Linked DNA regions of Mus musculus: region 1 is linked to region 2. The links are chromatin loops, found by intact Hi-C in ENCODE. Cell type or tissue: left cerebral cortex. All regions are shown on one strand.

Evidence for each region. A loop is a pair of places that touch in the nucleus more often than their neighbours do. Peaks named below come from ENCODE experiments on the same cell type or tissue, not always from the same donor. Only the 100,000 strongest peaks of a DNase experiment are listed, where the experiment ranks them.
Region 1: a loop joins it to region 2, with 2.8 times the contacts of the local background. A loop is called at or near these places in 3 of 42 quality-filtered maps.

Annotation. Positions count from the first base shown.
Region 1 is chr9:60,663,200-60,665,699 of GRCm38, reverse strand. All of the region lies in intron 8 of Lrrc49 (leucine rich repeat containing 49), which reads left to right. Among named protein-coding and RNA genes, the nearest start is that of Lrrc49, 24 kb to the left of the region's middle. In left cerebral cortex, no CTCF peak of the experiment used is centred here; a DNase peak (open chromatin) is centred at 1,117; H3K27ac peaks cover 233 bases.
Region 2 is chr9:60,598,460-60,600,959 of GRCm38, reverse strand. The region is part of intron 14 of Lrrc49 (leucine rich repeat containing 49); the gene reads left to right. Among named protein-coding and RNA genes, the nearest start is that of 9230112J17Rik, 54 kb to the right of the region's middle. In left cerebral cortex, a CTCF peak has its summit at 1,223; a DNase peak (open chromatin) is centred at 1,244.

The sequences.
Region 1 (2,500 bases), 65 kb before region 2:
ATCAGGAAGTGCAAACATTTGCATTACCATTCATAACAGTAGTACAATTGCACTTATGAAGTGACAATCTAATGTTATGGTTGGGGATTACTACAACATGAGGAACTGTACTGAAGGATCCCAGCGTTAGGAAGGCTGAGAACCACTGCACTTGACTGACTGTTGTGCTGTGTTATAACTGTGTTATAACAGTGTGTTATAACAGTGAGTTATAACTGTTATAACTGTGTTATAACTGAGTTATAACAGTGAGGCTTAAGTCATGTGATGCTTTCCTCCTCATTCCATGATGGGAGTGTAGGCTCCTCTGCTGTGGCGGCAGGAACGGGGCTCAGTTCCCAGCATTCACCTCATCCTTCCCCTTCTTGCACCCTGTAGAAGGACTTGATGCTTTTGCTGGAAACCGGCAACTAAATAGTATTCTAATACAGAGGCCTTAATATATGGATACATAGGTGGCTGGTACTAAAACCACAACTCCAGCTTTAGGCTATGATCCAGCTAAGTGCACTCGGCTTCATCATCATTTGAAAAGTTTCCTTTGTTTCAACACTGCGGAACCCTGATGTCATTCACGCACTTCTAAAGGCACATCCTAACAGAAGCCCTTCCTGAGTAGAGTTGAGTGTGCTCTCTGGAATGCAGATGTGAGGAACAGATGATGTCTTGTTCCCAGGCTTTCTCTTACAGATCGGTTTCACTTTCTCTTTTCCCAGAAGGTCTAAGGCAGATAGCACCTTTGTCTTCTGGGAGGGAAGAGACTTTCAGAACCTTTCCCAAGACACGGATGTATCACACAGTTTTTGAGTTATACAAGGTCCTCTCCATATTGGATGAATATTGAAGTTGTCAAGTCCTCCCCATGTTGGAGAGAGTGGTATCGTGGGGCTATTAGTTTTCAAAGCTTTCAGACTGGATTACGTTGTTGTGTTGCTGAATCTTTGCAAGCTGCTCAGTCAGGACTTTGTGTGTCCTCAGGATCCTGGCGCTGGGAAGCGTCCAAAGAGCTCGCTCGGTGGGGGCAGAAATCTGCTGACCTGGCTGCTCCTCTTGGGTTGGCTGCTCCTCTTGGGTTGGCGTGCTCCTCTTGGGTTGGCGTGCTCCTCTTGGGTTGGCGTGCTCCTCTTGGGTTGGCTGCTCCTCTTGGGTTGGCGTGCTCCTCTTGGGTTGGCGTGCGCCTCTTGGGTTTTGGCTTCCCTTTGAAAGCACATGCTGCTCATGCAGGGAGTCACCAAACTGCCGGGTGAATGTCATCTCTGCTTGTCACTGTGGAGCTGAGGCAGCAGCAGTGTCTTCTAGAAGGGAAATTGTATCCATTTATGAAACCTAAAAAGACAACAGTAGCATACATATACCCTCCATAGTGATAAATGCAGTGCATGTAACACAGGAAGTTGAATATGCATTTAGGAGTGAGTAGGGTGTAGTTTAGCTCCAAGTTTAAGTCAATTCTAAAGGATCCTCTACCATTTCAGGTAGGTAACAGGGTTCTTTAACCTTATTTGTTGATTGGCAGTGGGTCTTCCTGTATGGCTCTGGCTGGCCTGGGGATCACATGGCTCTACCTACCTGTGCCTGCTGAGTGCTAGGATCCCAGTGGTGAGCTTCCATGCCCTGGTATGCAACCTTTGCTTTAAAAATCCAAAAGACTTTAAAAACTGAGGATACATATTTTTTCTTCATCTTTTCTTTTCCTTAGGGTCAGTTATCATACTTCTTTCTTTGGGAGGGTGGGAGGTTTGGGATAAGTCATGGTCTCATGGAGCCCATGATGGCCTTAAATTCTCTCGATAGCCAAGGACTGACCCCCTAACGCTCCAGCTTCCACATCCCAAGTACTGAGGTTACAGGTGTGCACCACCATATCTTTATTTTTAACTCTTTATTGGCTAGTGATCTTAAAGACTTTTTTATTATTATTAATTTTAAGTGTGGGTACACATGCCTAAGGAGTCCAGAGGCATCGCATCTCTGGAGTAGGACTTAGGGTGGTTGTGAGCTGTCTGATATGGGTGCTTAGAACTGAACCATGTCCTCTGAAAGTACAGTACATGTTGTTAGCCACTCGGCCACCTCTCCAGCCCTGTCTGGTAACCTTTAGGCAAATACTCTGCCTCTGATCAACCCTGAGCCCTTCAGCTGGTAACTTTCTGAGAATTTACTCATATTGAAACAATATTTTTATTCAGCCCTGGGAAGGAAATGCTTTACCTATGAACAGGGACCTCTCATGCACTCAGTGTCAGGACTCATGTTCTTTGCCAGTCTTTTCTTGGAAAGTGGGTCAGTGTCAAGCTAAATATCTTTTTTGTTTCCATGATGCTGTTCCTTTTGAAAGCTTGGGTGTGGTGCTCAGGCCTGTACTCCCAACTGTCAGGAGGCTGAAGAAGCAGGCAGTCTACCATGAGTTTAAGTCCAGCCTAGGCTACATGGGTTCCAGCCTAGGCTACATGGGTTCCAGCTCAGCATGAGCTAGAGTGAGGCTCTGCTTCAAGGAAAA
Region 2 (2,500 bases):
AAGCATCCAGAGAAGAGAAACCTTGGAAGAAAAATGACACTGTAAAGAGAAAAAAGAAAAATCTCTAACTTCTGCAGGCGAGGCAGCCTTTCATGTTTCACAGAGCTCTTGGGACTGTGGCACCCAAGAGAGGATGGGGAAGCTAAACTAAGTGTCCACTCATAAAGATGGGGTGATAGAAAGTGGAGAGAGAAAGTCCAAGCACACATCTGGACTACTCCATTAACCATTGATCATGGTGCAGTGGCATGATGTAGAATCACTCAGGACCCAGCTGAATAACTGAAAAATTATTCATGAAAAGCGAGTTTTAGATGGGTTTTTTTTTCTGAGTTTGTCATAAGCCTAAGCCTCCAGCTACTCAAAGACTGTGTTCTCTTTAAATAATGACTTAGGGAAAAAGGGGAACTGTGCTTCTATCATTGTTGAAGCTGAATAATCTTTAATCTCTCACTATGGTGCCTCTTGAGGGTCAGGAGACTTCCCTATGATAAGATGACTGGTAGTCAGCTGTGCTGGTGTAGTATTGCTCACAACTAGGACACCACAGCCATCTCCAGCCTCGACCTACAAAAATCCAGCATGTTCTTAGTAGCACGGAGATCTGTGGGTCCGTGTCAAAAGCAACCATGCTATGCCTCAACCAAAGTAGATCAGCCTTCTATCAAATTGCCAGGAAAGTCTGGAACCTTGAGATGACCAAAAGTTGCCCCCACAGCTCCCCAGCTAGTTCTCAGGAGTCTGCATTCAGTCTCGTGTGCCCCTCAGTTCTACATCAGACAGAGATTGTAGCTCCGGTAGGGCATGGTAATTAGTGGGAGGGTTTTCACAGTTGATCTGGACTGGAAACACAAAGGTTCGGGGGCTGCAAGTGAAGGAGTCTTCCTCATTAATGGCTTGACTGTTTGGCTGGTTGGCTATAAATAGTAGATTGCCCAGATGTGGGATTGCATTACTACAGAACTGCTGGGAAAGACAGAGTATTGTAATTGTACAGGGAATTAATCAGAAGCAATGCAGCATTCTAGTTTAACTTTTAGAAAATGTCAGCACCAGGGATATTTGACATTTTATTAAAATGCCTGAAAGATATGCCTTCTCACATAGTCTTGTCATTTTATACCATATATACTACAGTTATATTGCTCTTTCTGTAGTAGAGCAGTATTGCTAGAGGGAGAATTGAATGATGAGCATCAAGAAGATGGAGCAGTGGCCTGCATTGGCCACTAGGTGACTGTGTTGGACCAGACAACTTAGCAGTCAGCTAAAGGAAGGCTTGAAGGAGCCGCAGCCTTCACCATGAAGGTCCAAGATAAGGAAGTGGTCTACACTGATTGATGTATACACTTGATGTGACTGAATTATATGTGAACTATGGGTATTTTTTCCTCAGAGGCTGCTTCTGTAATGTGTTATCACAAATACACACACCTGCTTTTTCAACGCTGGAGAGGCTGAGACAGGAGTTGGCTATGAGACCCTGTCTCTTGGTGACAAGAGCAATGGGCAGTGCAGAGAGGGCTCAGTCTGAAACGTGCCTGCTGTGCAAGTATGAGAACCTAGGTAGATTCCCCAAAGCCAGGTAAAAGCTAGGCCTGCAGCACAGTTGCAGGAGCCCTACAGTTGGGTGGGTCAGTGAAAGGTAGGTCCCAGGGGCTCATGGCCAGCCTGTCTTCCTGCACCTATAAGATCCAGGCTGAATGAGAACCTGCTCCATAGCCAAGAGAGGAGATACTCTCGTATTTCTTTTTAAAAATAATCTTTAAGGGAATGGGAAGATGGCTCGCGCTGTTTAAATGCTGGCTAAGCAAGAAAGAAGATTGGAGTTTGGCTTCCCAGAATCCACATAAATATCCACCTGTGATCTCTTAGAAGGAAGAGATGGGATCCCTGGAGTAAGATGGCCAGTGAGAATGTATGTACTGGTGAGCTCTGGGGTTGACCCAGACCCTGCTTCAGAATGTAATGTGGAAGGATTATTGATGAAGTATACAGACATCAGCCTTGGGCCTCCACAGGCGTACACACACACACCCATACACCCATACACCCATACACAACCATACAACCACACATATCTGTAAACCACTTACACACATGCATGTGTACCATACACATACACACATACACATTCATGCATGCTCATACACACACTTGTACCTGCAACACACTTATGTACATGCATAGATACCATACACATACAATACACACACACTTGCCAACATAAATACATGCATGCAGGCAGGCATACTGCACACACATATACACATAACCACATACACACACACACACACCTACAAGCACACATGCGTGCATGTATACCATAACACACACACACGCACGAAACCATATGCACACGCACACACACTTGCAAACACTCTTACACACATGCTTGCATATCACAGACATACACACCTGCAAACACACATGTGCATGTACACATGCACACACATACAAACACAAAGAAAAGCCATCCTTTAAGAACTTAAGGTGCCTC